2 separate regions of the Homo sapiens genome follow, and region 2 is linked to region 1. A link is a loop called in an ENCODE intact Hi-C map of the cell type or tissue named here. Cell type or tissue: heart right ventricle. All regions are shown on one strand. Each heading gives the region's core, and the rest is flanking DNA. Links, peaks and the distances in the headings are about the cores only.

Region 1 (10,519 bases), core at 3,096-8,095:
TAACATTTTAATAATACTATTATATAACCCACAGTCCATTTGATCAATCATTCCAGTGATTTCCTTTATGGTTATTCTTTCCCTGGTCAAGATCTAATTAAGGATCGTGAATTACATTGAGTTACCATGTCTCGTTAGTCTCCTTTAATCTGGTACAGTTTCTTAGCCTTTCTTTGTCTTTTATCATCTTGACATTTTATTTTTTATTTATTTATTTATTTATTTATTTTGAGAGGGATTCTTGCTCTGTTGCCCAGGCTGGAGTGCAGTGGCACCATCTCAGCTCACTGCAACCTCCGTCTCCTGGGTTCAAGCGATTCTCCTGTCTCACCCTCCAAAGTAGCTGGGATTACAGGCACACACCACCAGGTCCGCCTGATTTTTGTATTTTTAGTAGAGACGGGATTTCACCATGTTGGCCAGGCTGGTCTCGAACTCCTGAGCTCAGGTGATCTGCCCGCCTTGGCCTCCCAAAGTGCTGGGATTACAGGCATGAGCCACAGTGCCTGGCGATCTTGACATTTTAAAGAGTACAGGTCAGTTATTTTGTAGAATACCTTTCCACCTGTGTTTGATGTTTTCTAATGATTAGGTTCAGGTTATGTGTTTTTGGCAGAAATATCACACATGAGATGTTGTATTCTTCCTAGGATAGCATAACAGGAGGTACATGATGTCTGTTTGTCCCATTACTAGAAATGTTATCTTTGATACTTGGCTAAGCTGCTGCTTTGCAGTTTTTTCTACTCTAAAGTTACTATTTTTGTGAGTTTCTTAAGGACTAGAGTTTGAATATAATTACTTTGTTATGAGGAAAACTTTAGACTAGTGCTGTCCAGTAGAACTCTTTGCCATGATGGGACGTTCATTTTGGCACTGTTCAATATGGTAGCCATTGCCACATGTGGCTACTGAGCATTTGAAATGAGGCTAGTGTATCTGAGTGCGGTGGTTCAGCACTTTGGGAAGCCAAGGTAGGAGGATCGCTTGAGGCCAGGAGTTCAAGACCAGTCTGGGCAACATAGCAAGACCCTGTCTTTACAAAAAATAATAAAAAATGAACCAAGCATGGTGTCATGCGTCTGTAGTCCCAGCTGCTCAGGAGGCTGAGGTGGGAGGATCACTTCAGCCTGGGAGGTCGAGGTTACAGTGAGCTGTGACTGTGCCACTGCACTTCAGCCTGGGCAACACAATGAGATCCTGTCTCAAAATAAAATAAAATGAAATAAAAGATAAAATAAATGAGGCTAGTGGGACTGAAGAAATGTAAGGGATATAATTTGAATTTGAAAACTTCCAGAGAACATCATGTATTAGCATTTCCTAAAGAGTTTTTGTTGTTGTTGTTATTGCTGTTGTTGTTTTTTTACCCTGCTCTGAGAAAAAAGGTCTCCAGGGTCAAATAAGTTAGGGATCATTCTATATACCATACTTGGGAAACACAGTACTATTTCCTGCCATCTTGGCATCTACACATCTTTGTGTTTTCACTTGGCCTAGTGCTAGGTGCAGGTAAAATTGTCAGACAATTGCTCTGTGAGTCTCCAAACAGCTCCTTAATTAGCTTGTGTAAATGACTTGCTCAACAGCACAGCCAAGTCTGGCAATGGTGGGATTTACACCTAGGCCAGCCACGTGACTCCAAAGACTGTTTCTGGTACAGCAGAAATGGCAATGGAGAAAATGATATTGAAGCTTAGTTTACCTCATGAGCCTTTGTTTAAGGTTGATACAGGCTAGAGTTATTATTTAGTCTGTGAATTCCTTTTTACCAATGCAAAACTAGGAAACATTTAGCATTCACAGAATGTGGCCATTCAGTCTTCCTAAAGGAATTAATATTAACAGTCCTTGTCAACTCACAGCATAGTTCTCTGAGGATGTGTTTCTTTCTGTTTAAATAAAAGAATTCCTGAAACAGGCCAGTAGGTTAATACTTTACACAAAGTCATCCAGAGCAAATATTCTCATACAAATATAGTTGTCATAAGAGGCTCCAAGTGCCTCTTAATACCATACACATATTCAGTCAGCTACTGAAGGGAAGAGAGAATGATTAGAAAGTATGAAGGAAGGAGGCTTGGAGTGGAGAGAAAGGAGAACAATTTGCAAAGACAAAGAAATTTTAAGCCAGATTTAGATAAGAGTACTAGAGCTGGTTTGAATTAGAGGGGAATAAGCTGTGTAAGTTGCCTTCTTTCTTTTACTTCACCTGCAGTTCCTTTGGGAAGCTCTTTGCTGAGCCAGGATTAGAGAAATTTTATTCCTATAACTGTAACTTGTTTTGACCAGCTTGCCCCACCAGTTGAGAGCTATAGTTTGAAGAATTCTCAAGCAAAGAGACTTTACCTGGTTGATGAGTTCAGAATTCAGATAAAGCCTTGAAAGTGGGAATGAGTCATTGTTGGTGCCTGATGGCTATAATTCTCGAAGGTAATCGGGTTTAAAAGCAGTTTTTTTGGTGAATGATGTCATCCTCCATAAAAGCAGATTTTAATTTCTTTTAAGATACCAGTGGAAGTTGTGACCCAGAAATGCCCCAATGAGACCTTACAGATGGCTATTTTCCTGTGCTGTTTGGCATATGTTCATGAAAACCACAGGGGAAAATTGGCTTTGACATGCTTGTGCTTTAAGGTATATGCTGCAGTACCTTGTAAAGGTTCATTTTATTGCCAAATATAACATTCAGTTACCAACTGGAAGTGTAAAAGTTCATATTTTCTTTTTTCTGTTTTTTTTTTTTTAACTTTTAAGACATTATATTTACTAAGATTCTGGCGATAGCTTTATGTAACAAGACACAGCATACCAGGCTTGCTACTCAACTTGTTTATGGTAAGTCTCAGCCTCAATATGAAGCTGTATTTTTTTTAAAAATCAAAACCCTGCTTTTTATATGCTCAATATCTTGGCAAGTGTGCCATTAAACACAGCAGTGAACTTAAGACAGCAAGAGAAAGGAGTTAACAAAAGCTAAACATTGCAGCCTAAACAAACTTCATACAAAAAATAAAGGAACTATCACTGGTTACATGGAATTTTCCTGACTAATTAAAACTTTATGGTATGAAACATGCACTTTAGAATATTTAGTTTTCAAGTTCAAAAAGTACCAGTGTACCAGTGTCTATTTGAAACCATTTCTCTCCAAAGCCAAAGTGTCATCAAAATTAATTCAAATGACCCAGCATATTCTAATGCTAAAAAATATTCAGTATTATTGAAGTGGAGGTAAATCCCAGGGGTTTTGGGGCTTTCTCATGCTGCAAAAGGGCTGTTTCTCTGGTTCATTCAAAGAAGCGTATGACAAAATCCAAGGATGTCCCTAAGCTCAGTAAAAGGCAAGACTCCTGGCACCCAGCTCTGACCTCTCCATAAAGCCTGGCTACTCTTTCCTCAAATACAGGAAGTGTGAGGATCAAAGGCATGTTGTTCTCCTAGCTTAAAGAGACAGCAAAGCACCTCCTCCCTGCATCCTAAAAAGCACCTTTCCCAGGTAAATAAAAGTCTACACGGGGAAAAAATTAAAATACACTGATCTACAGAGTACGGATTTTGAAATGTCAATGTAATCCTTACTTCAAAAATTTTAACTACTTTAAAATTTTTAACATCTGGCCGTTTCTGATTCCACCTTAAAGATGTATTCAAGTTGGATTTCTGTTGATTTATCATTGTACACTTCTAGTCAAAAATATTAATTTTATTCCCAAATATTGTAACCACTAGTGCTACTGCAATGTATTATCTCCCAGAGTTATCAAGCACTGGAAGAGAAAAGAATAGATAAGCAGCAGGCAACATTTACGGCCCTTGCACACAGCGGCATTTGAATAGCTACTGGGTAGTCTGGGGATAATTCTTTTTTTTTTTTTGAGATGGAGTCTTGCTCTTTTGCCCAGTCTGGAGTGCAGTGGCACCATCTCAGTTCACTGCAACCTCTGCCTCCCGGGTTCAAGTGATTCTCCTGCCTCAGCCTTCCAACTAGCTGGGATTACAGGCACCAGCCACCAGGCCCAGCTAATTTTTGTATTTTTAGTAGAGACGGGGTTTCACCCTGTTGGTCAGGCTGGTCTCAAACTCTTGACTTCAGGTGATTCACACGCCTTGGCCTCCCAAAGTGCTGGGATTACAGGCGTGAGCCACTGCGTCTGGCCAGTCCAAGGATAATTCTAAAAACAAGAAAATTCATGCATTATAGTAAATATGTTGTAATTTTCACAGTTGAAATTTCCTTAGACATTGTACTTTCTCTATAAGGGAATCCTGATTTTTCTTAATATTATGATGAGTCAGGACTTGAACTAGCAGCCTTCTTTCTCTTCTTACTGTTTTTCTCATGCTCCTTTTTCCTTTTTTTGTGTTGTTTTTTCTCATTCTTCACTGCTTTTCTTCTTTTTTGCTCTTATCTCCTCAATATACTCTGATTCTGACAAGGACTCAGGTGATAAAGATTTATCTTCAGAATATGGGTTTCTTTTTGCTGAGTCGTTTAATAGCCTTTTTCTTTCTCAGTTGGGTCCTTCTTTTTCTTTAAAAAGAAGTCTTTCTTCCTTATTGTCTTTCTATCCTTACTGTCTGATTCAGTTTCTGACATGGAGCTTTCAGAAGATTTATGTGAATGGTTCTTTTTCTTTCTCCCTTTTCCATGTTTCTTATCCTCATCCTCAGAATCAGAAGAACTGCTGGAAGAATCAGAGCATGATGAAGACGATGAATACCTACCAGATTTATTCTTTTTCTTTTTTTTTCTCTTTTTTTGGATAAGCTCTTACTTTCACTTAACAATTTCTTCCTGTGTTTTTCTAGTTTTTTCTTCAAATTCATACAAAGCCTTGGCGCCTTTTTCTTTTTCTTTTCTAGTTGCTCTTGCACTTCTTCCCAGATAGGCCTTGGTTGACGGAGAGAATCCTGGATTGTTGGCCCTTAAGACTGGATTGGACCCCTTGATCTGGCCATTGCTGTTGGATTCACATAGGCTACCCGATGGTCCTGCTTCTCCTTGGTGCCCGAGTGAGCGCACAGTCACTCATCAAGGGACACGGTCACCCACCAAGGGAAACCTGGCTCGGGAGGCAGCTGAAGTAGGCCTGCCGCAGGTCCTTCTGCACTAAAAGTTCGTATTTTCATGAAAATCTTACCAATGTGTTTAGCAGGCTTGCTTGTTTCATTTTCCCCCCATTAGTCAGTGCCTACTTGGTTTACCACTAGAGGGCATTGTTGGCAGTGATATCAAGAGAAAGCATACTACAGCATTTTGCCAAAAAATTTTGTGCAATCTTTTTCAATTTTCATTTCAGCCAGTAAATAAAAACATACATTTAAAAGCTACTTCATTTAATATTTTATTTTTATATTTTATGCATCCCAAATACTGAGCTTCTAGGCTTTTTGTGTGTATTAATTTAATAAAAGAGAAATCATTGTAAACTTTGGTTCCAGTTTTCCAACAAACGCTAAATCTAGAATCTGTCAGTTTTCCCCCTGCAATGTAATACACTCTCACACATCCTTTCTTGGAATGTTATCGAGCACTTGGAGACTCATTATTTTTTATTTCCCAAAAGAGTGAAACTATTCTATTTTCCATATCATGGCTTTCCTGATATTTGTCAGAGGATCTCAAACTAGCAAGGGACCTTCAGTTTATCTAGTTCAACTATTTATAATAGACAGAATTTCTTCTACACAGTGATGAAGGGCTGTCTAAACCTCAAAATGATAAGAGAAGCGTTTTCCATTTTGGAACAACTGTATTATTTATTGGAAAGTTCATCAGGTGAAGGCAGAAGTTTGCCTCTTTGAAATGTATTGTATCAGATAAGATCTTTTAGTTGCAGATAACAGGAACCAAATCAAGCTTGCTTATGAAAAAGGGGGGTAGATTAATTATTAGAAAATAGAGGTGTCCGGGGCCTTTTGGGGGGTGGGGGGCAAGGGGAGGGAGAGCATTAGGACAAATAATGCATGTGGGGCTTAAAACCTAGATGACGGGTTGATGGGTACAGCAAACCACCATGGCACATTATGCCTACATAAAAAACCTGCACATTCTGCACATGTATCCCAGAACTTGAAGAAGAAAAAGAAAACAGAGGTGTCTTGTGGGCTGTGGGTAACTGGACACCTGAGATCTGTCGGTACTCAATCTCTCTCAGTCTGCTGCATCTGCTTCCTTCTATGTAATTACTTCATTCATTTCTCTCTGCACATCAGGATTTTCTGCTTCTCGCATCCCCATGGTGAAATATGCCATTTGAATGATAAAAATGACAAATAACTTTTGTTACCTAGCTGGAGTAGGCTGTTTCAGCATTCTATGAAGCTGGCCACCTCGGGATGGTGCAGTATGTGATTTGATCTGTCGTTCCCAGGGTCACAGGCCCACTCTCACACTGCCTTCATGGTGAAGTAGGTCTCTTGGTTGGATGCTTTGTTGTGTGGGTTTCCAGGTCTGTGGATGAGGCACTCCATAAGCCCTTGGTAATGGTGCTGGCTAAGGCTGTGCAGGCAGGAAAGGAAAACACACGCTTAGGACAGGTATCTGTCCCTGTGAGGATGAACGGCTGACTGGTCTTTCCAGGATGGAAGGGTTCCATGTGGTCAACTTGCTACTAAGTGGCTGGTTGATTCCCTCAAGGAATATGCCATATTGAAGATTCAATGTTTATTTCTTCGGATGTTCAGAGGTAACAGTAGGTAGACAGGCATTGGTAAGTGAGGTTCATGCTGTCAGGCTCACACATAGCCTCCATTTCTGCCACCATGTCCAGCCTGTTCATGTGTTCATCATGCCTGCTCTGGGTGACCAATGACAAAGACTAGTTAATGTCAAGAGGCTGAGTCATCTCATTTTACTTGGTTGTTCAGTGCTTTTTCCATGGTAGATGCTTTCTGGTGGGTATCCACATGTAAGACACAAGTCTTGACACTTTATACATTCACCCATTTGTCTACCCACATGGCTTTTCCTCAGACTCCTTGTCTCTGATCTTCCAGTCCTTTTCCTTCCAGTTCCCCGCCTGCACAACTAGGCCATTGGCCATTTCCTAGGAATTTATATATATTTTCACCTTGGGTCATTTCTCCTTCTATCCAAAGTGGATGACCAGTTATACTGCTCATAGATCTGCCATTGGGAAGATTTCCTCTTTACTCTCTTTCCCTGAATGTGGTTGTAATGAAGCCACTGTCTATTTTTTGGTTTTCATCCATATACTGAGCCAATCCATCCATAAACCAAGCTTTGGCTTCTTTCTTTCTTTTATCTGGTCATACAGGACCCCTCTGGCCCACCCTCCCTCATTCCCACCCAAATATGTTCATAAGTGCAAGAGTTGGGGGCATTGACTGGTATAGCTGTGCTTGGTGATATGGGGTCTTGGTTTCCTACTCATGAAACTTACTCAAGCCTTCCAGCCCTGTTCAGGTCTAATCCCACATATATCAGCACTCTCTTGCAATGGACTGCTACTAGCAGGACTGGAAGGCATGAGTAAGCATCATGTGGCTTTATGGTTTAGTGGATCCTACAGAATTCAGTGCATAATAAGCATTTCCAGATGGTCATTTGGTCTCTCGTGGTCAATTGTTCCATCACTTCTAGGACCCAAACACACCAAAAATAAGAGCTGTTTTTCAAAGTGCACATAATTTGATGTTGATGGCATGGTTTTGCTCCATAATCTCAGGGGTCTGAGTTGTGATTCTTTCACTTGAGCTTGCCAAACACTCTTTACTACATATTTTCCCACCACATGACACCTCTTACCATGGGGCCTGTTGAATCATATGGACCAAGTGACAGGGCTGATTGCACTGTGGCCTGGTCCTGCTTTGACACCTTTTCCTGCTCAAGGCCCCACTCAAAGCTGGAAGCTTCCCATATCACCTGATACATGGGCTGTAGAAATATTACCAGGCATGAAATGTATTACCTCCAGAGCTCAAGGAAGCTGACAAGTGGTGGCCTTTCTTTGTGGTAGGAGATGGAGACGCAAGATGCAGCAATTTGTCTTTAGTTTGGAAGAGCTAACCCTACACACCACTCACCTACTGGACTCCCCAAAACTTCACTGAAGTAGCTAGTCATGAATCTTCACAGGTTTTATCTCTCATCTCTTGAAATACATGTCAGTGATAATAAAAAATATAGATTTGCCCCTTGTCCCTGGTTTCTGACACAGGTCTTCTAAAATTCTTGGAATTTCCTTAGTGATAGGGGTAATAGAATCATCTTTTGGTATTCATAACAAATATCTTTCAACCATACCTGAGTTTATGCTAGCAGAGTGACTCTTGATGGGCCCCTAAATAGCTTCAGGAGGGGAGCTATTTGCCAGAGGAGTCGACCATTGTAATTAGTGGGTTGAAACTTTCAACTTCACCTCTGAACCTCCAGGGAGGAGAAAGAAACTAGAGATTGAGTTTAATCATGACCAATGGTTTAATCAATCATGCCTACATAGTTGAACCTCCATCATAAACCCTAAATGATAGGATTCAGAGAGCTTCTGGATTGACGAACACATCCAGGCGCTGGGATAGTGGTCCTCCCAGAGAGGGCATGGAAGCTCTACATTCCTTCTCCCATACCTTGCCCTTTGCATCTTTTCCATTTGGCTGTTGCTAAATTGTATCCTTTATAGTAAAGCAGTAAGTAAACTGTTTTCCGAAGTTCTGTGAGGCCTTGTAGCAAATTAACAAACCTGAGGTGGGGATTGTGGGAGCCCCATTTTGTAGCCACGTCAGACAGAAGTATGTGTTCACTGGAGACCCAATACTTACAACTGGAGTCTAAAGTAAGAGCATCCTTGTGGGACTGAGTCCTTAAATCTGTGGGGCCCAACTCGAATCCCACATAGTTAGTGCCAGAATTGGATTGAATCATAGGACACTCAATTGGTGTCAGAGGATTGGAGAGTTGCAGACTTTTTTGGTTAAGGAAAAGACCCTACACATTGATATCATAAGTGTTGTAAGTAAAAACAGCACAGAATGTCTTACCAAGGCCACCAGTATACTAGCTACCTCCTGCTTGACCTGTCCAAAGCATATGATGTCATGATGTAGTAGATGAGTGTGATATTCTATGTGATGTCCAGGTGGTCCAGACCTTTTAGGACCATATAGTAGTTCCTTATTATCCGTAGGAAATATGTTCCAAGATTCTCAGTGTGTGCGTGAAACTGTGGATTGTAGTGAACCCCATACATACTATGCATGAGTTTCTTTTTCCTTCTCAATTTAACAGATAGAAGATTCATTCTAACCATAGGTCTTAACAACCTCAGCATATGAGAACTTTTAGTTTCAACTTAAAGGAAGCAATTTACAGCTTTTCTTTGGCATATCGAATTGCCAGCATCACTACTCTTGCATTTTGAGGCCATTATTAAGTGAAATAAGGGGTATTTGAGGAAGCACTGTAATACTGTGACAGTCGATCTGATAACAGAGATGGCTGCTAAGTGACTAATGGGTGGGTAGTGTACACAGTGGAGAGATGCTGGACAAAGGGAGGATTCACGTCCAGGGTGGGCTAGAGCAGGACAGCTTGAGATTTCATTCTGCTACTCAGAATGGCATGCAGTTTAAAACTTTGGGCGAGGGCACCACACTAAACGTGTTCTTGATCCTGTCTGGGTACTCTTCCTGCATCTTGCTGATGAGGAAAGTACCCATCCCAGACCCAGTCCCCCGATCCAAAGAGTGAGCCATCTGGAAACCCTGTAGGCAGTCACAGCTCTCAGCTTGGATTGTTTATTTCCTGAATTTTCCACGTAATACGTTCATACCATGGTTGACCATGGATAACCGAAACTGTGGAAAGCAAAACCACAGATAAGGTGGGACTACTGTATTGTGAACAAGGGCAGAAGAATTCACGTAACATAAAGGCAAAAATATAGGAGAATATTACCCTCTATCCCATGTGAATGTGAAAGATTTATTATCCTGTTTTCTATTAGGGATGGAAAAAAGCACATGTGCCAAGTCAGTGAGCACATACCACGTACCTGAGGTTTAATTAATCCAGTCATGTTACCTCTTCCAGCACCACAGCTACAATTCAAGTACTTCTTGGTTAAATCTACAGTAGGCTATAGTCAGTCTCAAGGATCTATCTGGCTTCTGAAGGAATGAGATTGCTTGCTTATGTGGAGAAATAAGGGGTCATTATCCTTGCATTCATTAGGTCTTTAATAGTATCCTAATCTCTCTCATTCCTCCTGGGACACAATATTATTTTTGATTCATTATCTTGGCCAGGGGTATGGAGGGAATTTTCAGAGGTTTCCATATTACCTTCCCCACTATGATAGCTCTTGCTCCACAGAGCAATGACTCTTCAATATGAGGCTTTTTCCAAGTGGAAAATCTATCGATTCCAATTATGCACTTGTAGAGTGGGGAAATGACCGCAGTGTGAGTGGGCAGACTCAGTGGCTCCATTGAGAATCTGATTTTAGATAGGACTCCATTTGCTACCTGTCCCCTATAGGCCCTCATTCTA
Region 2 (8,768 bases), core at 3,090-8,089, 590 kb after region 1:
TTAGTTAATTACAAAAGATAGTATAGATGTGTGTTTGTTCTTTTTTTATTCTAGTAACTGATTTTAAAAGAAATTATAAAAAAAGTATAGATTTGATTGTTGAGTTTTCAAAAGATGGAGATGTAATATATTTCATAACACCAACACAAAGGAGATGATAGGTGATGCAAAGATGTATTGGAATAAGGAAATTATACCACATGATAAATCCACAGGAAGAAATGAAGAGAACGAGGAATGGTAAATAAGATTAACATAGCAAATTCTGTCTATATGCTTGCCATTCTTACTTACCTCAGCTCATTTATTTGATAGTCAAATAATTCTACAAAGTAATAAGTGTAATGGCTTATTTTGGGGTTTGTAAGGTACATAGATATTGTCTTACATAGTATGTATCACAATAAAGACACAAAAACTGGGAAGAGGAAATACTTGTACTGGAATAACAATTCATTATTTTCTTTTTTTAAATTTTGAATTGAGATGAGGTCTTGCTCTGTTGCCCAGGCTGGTCTTGAACTCCTGGCCTCAAGCAATCTTCCCACCCCAGCCTCCCCAAATGCTAGGATTACAGATATGAGCCACCACGCCCAGCCTGGAGTAACATTTCTGTATCTCATTGGAATAAAGATCTCCTCACAAAGAAAAGTCTCCGTCCAAATGGCTTCACTGGTAAATTCTGCCAAACATTTTAGCAAGAGTTAATACCAATTCTTCATGAACTCTTCCAAAAGTAGGATAGAACATGTCTCAGCTCATTCTGCGAGGCCAGAATTACCCTGATACCAAGACCAGACAAAACTTTACAAGAAAACTACACAGCAATTTTTAAATAAATACAGATGCAAAAATTCTCAAAAAACACTTGCAAACTAAATTTAGCAGTGTATAAAAATGACTGTACACTGTAACCAAGTGAGATTTTTCCTAGGAATGCAAGGGTTGGTTAGACATATAAAAGGTCAATTTAGGCCGGGCGCTGTGGCTCACGCCCGTAATACCAGCACTTTGGGAGGCTGAGGCAGGTGGATCACTAGTTCGGGAGATCAAGACCATCCTGGCTAACATGGTGAAACCTTGTCTCTACTAAAAAATACAAAAAATTAGCCGGGCGTGGTGGCGGGCGCCTGTAGCCCCAGCTACTTGGGAGGCTGAGGCAGGAGAACAGCATGAATCTGGGAGGCGGAGCTTGCAGTGAGCCAAGATTGTGCCACTGCACTCCAAAGCCTGGGCAACAGAGCGAGACTCCGTCTCAAAAAAAAAAGTCAATTTAATACACTACATCAATAGAATAAAGAACAAAAACTACATGATTATTTCAATAAAAAAAGCATTTGACAAAATTCAACACCTCTTTATGATAAAAAACATTCAACAAACTAGGAATAGAAGGGAACTTTGTCAACCTGATGAATGGCATATAAACACACGCACACACGCAGCCAAAAGACTGAATGCTTTCTCCTGAAGATCAGAAAGAAGGATTTCCACCCTTGCCATTTCTATTCAACATTGTGATGGAGGTTTTAGGCGAGACACTTAGGCAAGAACATGAGATAAGAGGCATTCAGGGCCAGGCGTGGTGGCTCACGCCTGTAATCCCAGCACTTTGGGAAGCCGAGGCGGGCAGATCACGAGGTCAGGAGATCGAGACCATCCTGGCTAACACAGTGAAACCCCGTCTCTACTAAAAATACAAAAAATTAGCCAGGCGTGTTGGCGGGCGCCTGTATTCCCAGGTACTCGGGACGGCAGGCTGAGGCAGGAGAATGGCGTGAACCCGGGAGATGGAGCTGGCAGTGAGCCGAGATCGCACCGCTGCACTCTAGCCCTGGGCGACAGAGTGAGACTCTGTCTCAAAAAAAAAAAAAAAAAAGCATTCAGATTGGAAAGGAAAAAGAACTAACTCTGTTTGCAGAGAATACTACCTTGCATATGGAAAAATCTTAAGGAATTCATTAAAAACCTATTAGAACTATTCAACAAGATTGCTGGATACAAGATCAGTATGCAAAATTTAATTGCATTTCTATATACTATCAGTAAACAATTGAAAAATGAAATTCAGAAAATATTTCTATTTATAATATCAAAAAGAATAAAATGCTTAGGAATAAATTTCACAAAAAATTGCAAAAGTTATACACTGAAAACTATAATACATTGTTGAAAGAAATTAAAGACCAAAATAAAAAAAAAGACATCTCATGTTCATGGATCTGTTGGATATCCAAGTGCAAAAGAGTGAAGTTAGCCCCCTATATACACGTATATAAAAATTAAGTAGATCAAAGACTTAAATGTAAGAAGAAAAACTATAAAACTCATAGACGTAAACTTAGGCATAAATCCTCTTGATCCTGAATTAAATAGTAGTTGCTTAGAAATGACATCAAATGTGCAAGCAACAAAAGAAAAGATAGGTAAACAGGACATCATCAGAATTAAAGATTTGTGTTCACATGACACCATCAAAAGTGAAAAGACAACTTTAATGGGAAAATATTTGCAAATAATTTGATAAGGAGCTTGTTTTTAGAGTATATAAGAACTTCATCGTAAAAAAGACAAATAGTCCCATTAGAAAATTGACAAAGTATCTCAGTAGACAAATATCTATGTACAAATGGCCAATCAGCAAATGAAAAGATGTTTGACGTTATTAGCCTTCAGAGAAATGAAAATGAAAATAAGATATGATTTCATACTAAGTTGGCTGTAATATTAGTTAGTTTATTTTTTATTTTTTGAGATGGAGTCTCGCTTTGTTGCTCAGGTTGGAGTGCAGTGGCGTGATCTCAGCTCACTGCAACCTCCACCTCCCGGGTTCAAGTGACTTTCCTGCCTCAGCCTCCCAAGTAGCTAGGATTACAGGCACACACCACCATGCCCGGCTAATTTTTATATTTTTAGTTGGGACAGGGTTTCACCATGTTGCCCAGGCTGGTCTTGAACTCTTGACCTCAAGTGATCCGCCCACCTCGGCCCCCCAAAGTGCTGGGATTATAGGCGTAATATTAATTTTAAAAGGCAGCTAATAAGGAGTGTGAGTGAGATTGTGAAGAATAAGAACTCTCATACACTGTTGGTGGGAATGTAAAATATTACAGCTACCTTGAAAAACAGTCTGGCAGTTCTTGAAAATGTTACACATAGAGTTATCATATGACCCAGCAATTCTGCTCCTAATTACATACCCAAGTGAAGTTAAAATATATGTCCATGCAAAAAGTTGTACATGAATGTTCATAGCAGCATTATTCATAATAGCCAAAAATAGAAACAACCCAAATGATCTGAATTAATAGATGTGATATAACAATACAATGAAATATTATTTGGCAATAAAAAAATGAAATACAGATATTTACTACAATATGGATGATTCTTGACCACATGTATGATTTTATTTATATGAAATATCCAGAGTAGGCAAATCCATAGAGACTGAAAGGAAGTAAATGATCGCCTATGGCTGGGGATTTGATGGGAAATGGGCAGTGAATGCTAATAGGTATGTGGGTTATTTTTTGGGTAATGAGAATGTCCCAAAAGTAACTGGTGATAGTTCCATAATTTTGTGAATATATTTAAACTATCAAGCTGTATGCCTTAAAGTGAATTGTATGGCATGTTAATGATATCTCAGTAAAGCTGTTGTTTAAACAAACAAACAGAAGCTGGATAGCACCGATAATTCACCATGGGTATGATTTAGGCAAGAAAGACACTGAAGGGTCAGCAGGCCCTCACTTAAGAGTTGGCCTGACTATAAAAATATTGGCAGATGAATGGGTATTTATCTGGTTAAAGTTAAGTGTACAAAATGCTTTCATGTTTTCATGATTCACTGCTTTAACCTGCTTTTATGATTAACCAGCCAGTTACCAGTCTCAACTGTGCTAAGAGACTTCTGCTGTGTGGTTGTGGCCTTGGAGCTGAGAATTTCCTGGAGATTAGATTGGAAAGTTACTAATCATTAAGCCATTGATAAGATTAAACATTTATTAAGCACCTATTATGTGTTAGGCACATCAACATGTAGTTTCAGTTGTTGAAGCCATGAGTGTTACTTTGGTCACCTAGGGAGAGAGGGGATAGAATGAGAAGCATAGAGGACTGAGCCAGAAATTCAATAATGTTAGCCTGAAAAAGAACAGCCCAGAAGATGACAGAGGGGAATGACCAGATGGGTGGGAGAAGCCATGGAAAACGGGATGTAGAAGTCAGGACAAAGGAGTGGCTGTGAGGAACGTCAGCTGTGCAGATGCTCTGGGGACATCAAAGATGGTGCAAGGAAATAGGAAACAGTATGAAGAAAGCCCATGCAGCATCGGGGTCTTGGTGAACCTGTTGGAACTATGTCATTGGTAAAGCAGGGGACAGATTATAGTTGATTTGGGAATAATGTGGATGAATTATAATTAAAAGAATTTGAGACTGTATAAATTTAATTTGTGTGTTTTAAAAGTGTTTCACTCAGAACTTCATTTTCTTTCCCTGTACTCTTTGGAAGTATAGGTGATTTTATTTTCTAAAAGCCTTTTTCATTTTCTGAATATCTTTTAATGAGCGTACTTTTCCTATGTAGTTAGAGAAAAAAGTTGTTAGGTATCAAAAGATATGATGATGTGTGATAACCTTATTTGCCAGTGTGTTGGAATGTGAGACAATGAATTCTAACCAAGTATTTCACAAAGAAATTGCTAAGGACTTCTACTAGGCTGCTAAGTACCTTTTCTTTGGGATTTCCTTTGGTGCTACATGGAATAAATACTGTGCTTTGGAAGGTTGTAATTTCTTGGTAATCATAAATGTCTACATGTTCCTTGGCCACGTACATGAAATTATTAAAAACCACTCTAACCTTTGAATTTTACTTCTTGCAGCTACGGTAAGTGACAATAAATAGAATTGGGCCCTCTTAACTAACAGAATTGAAACAAAAGAGGTTGAAACTTTTGGTTGTCAGCTCCTTCTTGTATTATATGTAAGGAGGGGTGAATGAGGAAGAGTGTACTGGGTATATTTTGTATAAGGTGCTATGATGAATTAAAGGTCTCTTTATTATATGTAAGGAGGGATGAATGAGGAAGAGTATTTGCTGAGTATATTTTGTACAAGGCACTAGGATAGATTAAAGATCTCTTTCTCTCCAATTCTATTGTAAAAGTATATGTTGAATTCTGGAGGAACCCTGGCTAATTTGCTTTTTTAAAAAAAGCCAAATTTGGTGCACGATACTTAGGTTTGACATGCAAAACTAATTGAAAAAAGCCGTATAAAATTTTACTGCAGTGTTAGTTGAAGAATGTCCAGGAGTGGTTGTGTTTATGATAACAGTAAGAATTCTGGAAACCTCTTCCAGTTTTCTCCATTATCCCTCATTAGCATGGTGCTATTCCACAAGTCTCTCTTCTACCAGGGAACTGCATCCTGTCCCTCGCCCCTCAGTGATTTTTCTCATGTCTATCATGTAGATCACTTTAGCCTCTCAGGCTGTTTGCAGCTCTCCTCTTCTCCATTACCAGCATGTCTGCATTAGGGAGAGGTGTGGGGCAGGTCTAGCCTCACATATGTTTTAGCTGGGGAAAGAAGAACATTGACAACCCATGTTATTTTTTATTGTATTCCTTTAACAAATACACAGTAAGTGACAGTGCTTCAGAAGCCCTGCTTTTTAATCTGTCTGGGGAAGGGTGACCTCTGGTGGCTAAAACCATAAGCCCCAATTTCAAGAAACAAAAAGATTTCTTTTTACTGTTGTTTACATTATATTCATATGTTTATGTTTTGTCACTTTTTATAATGTACTATATATTCATTAGAAGTAAATCAGTGTCTTCTGCCACCGTGTTTAAATGCGGCATCTTCTGTTAATCATCAGCTGTGCTCTGTACTCATGATTGGCCTTAATTTGAGATCCAAAATATTTCCTTAACAGATTATTTTTTGTTCTGAGGAACAAGATCATTTCCTTGGCACTCTTTTGTTATTAAAACTTAAAACTTCTCTGTTGGTTTAAATGTTGACCATTATTATTATAACAGAAAAACAGTTTTACCCACTGGTTAAAGGAAAAAAAAATCAATCTCAAACTATGACGTCCGAGTTATACTCCTGGCTACTATTTATCTTTGAATCAGCCATCTAACCAACATTTAATTGGCTTGCTTCCTCAGAGATATTTATTCTTAACTTGTTTAGTCTGCCAGTAAATGACCACCAAATCGTCAGTTTTGTTTTTATTACAGTCTTTGCTGGTTTGCTTATTTGTGCATCACTTTATTTAAAAAGAGTTTAGGGCAACTAATTTATTTTTTGTAAAAATAAATTTTGAAATAAAATGTGGCAAAAAGATAAAGTATCTTTCTCTTGGGATTTTGATTATGATACCGTATGTCTAAATTGTCTCAAAGTTGATTTCAGTTCATTTGTTTTCTAGTATATAATTGATAAACATTATAGTGACTTGTATTAATTACACTTAGTGATAAAATAATTCTTAGTAGGTTTTTTTCCCCCCATGATCCAAATAATGTTTTATTCAGGAGAAAATAAAAACTCATTTTATTCAAAAGCCTTGGTTTTTAAGTATTTTCTGTGACAGTGTAAATCTTCCTTCTTTCTCATGGTTTATAAGCCCAGGTAGAGGGGCTACAAGAAGCAGAAACAAATTCATTCCATGTAATTGTGCTTGTTTTCAATGAAAGTTCTGCAGGGCTCTGTAGGATGACTTTTTAAAACCACTTGTCCGGATAAGATGGATTCTATTCCTTTTATTCCGGTATTGGGTTTTTGTCTATCACACATGGAAATGTTTTTACAGCCTGTGATGCTCTGCAGTGCTGTTACTAATGCCATAGTAAAAATGCTGAGATGTTGCAGTGCAACAGAAATTCCCACTTAGAAATACATGTTAGTCAAGTGAATAATATTTAACTTCTTTCTTTTCAAACCAAATAGACATCCCCGAAGTTATCTTTTTTTTTTTTCCTAAACTTAGATTTTAGTAGATAAGCAGCCCAGATTAACTTCTGGAACAAAGTTAGGACTTAAAAAGTATTTCCTCACCCATACTGTACCAGACAAGTGCCTGGTTTTGGGGCTAGGTAAATAAATATTTTAGGCTTTGCAGGCAATATGGTCCCTGTTGTTACTACTCAACTTCATTGTAGCACATGAGCAGCCATAGACAGTACGTAAATGAATGAACCCGACTGTTTTCAATTCAACTTTATTTACAAACCAGGTAGCGGGCCATAACTTGCAGACCCCTTCAAGATGGTCAGGAACAGTGAGTTGAAGCAGTAGGAAATATGATATTTCTTCTTAAATATGTCTGCAGCTTTTACTGCTGCAGCTTTCAGTATAAATGAAGACTCTTTACAGTTACGTAATGCCTGAGACAACAATCAAATAAGCTTTATTTTACAACTAGTAACTTGGTGCCAAATTTAACTTGTAGACTCCCCCTGCCCCATTTTTTTTTGAGGTATTATGAGGGTTTGTGATACTCTGCCAGTACATTGGGTTAGATTTCTGGATTACTTTGATTTTGCCAATTGTCAAACCTTTAAAATTCCAACACCCCAAGATGCTAGATTGTTTCAGTATTTTTTTTTCTAAACACTGCCATTTAACTTGGATTCTCAAAGTATATTTTGGCTCATCGTTACACGTGAGACCCATCCATCCTCATCATGATGGTGTGAAATCAGTGTAGAGTTCTTGAACTCAATCAGCAGCCCTTTGTTAAGCTTCTGCCACAGGCCCAGTAGAGTTACTAACAGGATTTGAGCCCAACTGAGGGCAGGGTCAGATTTGGTGGCAGTGTGCCAGGTGGATCACAGAGAGGTGTAAGCAACTATAAAATTATAAGGACCTGAGATGATAAAGGTTTGGAACTATTGCTGTTGGCAGTAAGAATGGTAAGTAGTTGGTGGTCTGAGAGACTTAAAATAGAGGACTAGAAAATGCTTGCCTGCTTCTAAAGGCACTTGTTAGGTAGGGTCTGCGGGATCAGAGTGGGAATGGGAGAACTTGAGAAAAAGAGGGTTAATAGAGATTTCAATAGCAGCCACACATGTAAAACTACAGATATTTCCATCATTTTTGAAAATATTTCTTATTCAGAGTAATCTAAAAAATCTGAGGAGATGCTTCAATGGCTTAATCTGACCTATATGTTTTGCTTATAAATATGTTTCAAAATATCCTGTTTCTCATCATCATGTTAGTTACTTTGATGAAATACATGTTTTGGTTTACATTTATGTGCATGATGTCAGCAGCTTACAGTACATGAAGGAAACTTCCCATATCCCAGAAGTAGTGACTTAGGAGAACTATGGTCTTGAGATGCTTGGAAATTTTGTATCTGGAAAATTTACCAATCAGGGAATTTTCCATTGAGCTTGCTTTTTTGAAAAGGTCCTTCAGTTTGTAGCAGTTTGTTAGCCCAGTTTATCCTTTCTTGTGATGAGCTAGTCATTTTGCATTTTCACATATAAAACTTTGAAATGTCTTTTAAAAAGTTTATGGGAATATTGTGTATGTTATTGCTTCATTTTCCCCGAAAGGAAGTGGGAGAAATTTGAGTCATTAATATACATTAAAATTCTGTGTATGTTTTTCGTACTCATAGCAGGTTGTTCCAAATCATCTAGGTAACAAACTTTGGAATGTTGATAGAAAACAAACTTCTAGCACTGTTTGTATGGAGAAGTATTTCCCAAAGTCAAGTTCTAGGACTCTTGGGACTG

The links. A loop is a pair of places that touch in the nucleus more often than their neighbours do. Peaks named below come from ENCODE experiments on the same cell type or tissue, not always from the same donor. Only the 100,000 strongest peaks of a DNase experiment are listed, where the experiment ranks them.
Region 2: it touches region 1 in a loop (6-fold over the local background); 86 of 110 quality-filtered maps call a loop at or near these places.

What each region holds. Positions count from the first base shown.
Region 1 is chr12:25,431,297-25,441,815 of GRCh38, forward strand. It overlaps the pseudogene FAM133GP and the pseudogene TUBB4BP1. Among named protein-coding and RNA genes, the nearest start is that of LMNTD1, 120 kb to the right of the region's middle. In heart right ventricle, for the core only: CTCF peaks have their summits at 5,210 (motif pointing right) and 5,420; no DNase peak of the experiment used is centred there; H3K4me3 peaks cover 781 bases.
Region 2 is chr12:26,023,702-26,032,469 of GRCh38, forward strand. The region is part of intron 2 of RASSF8 (Ras association domain family member 8); the gene reads left to right. Among named protein-coding and RNA genes, the nearest start is that of RASSF8-AS1, 69 kb to the left of the region's middle. In heart right ventricle, for the core only: CTCF peaks have their summits at 5,715 (motif pointing left) and 5,935; no DNase peak of the experiment used is centred there.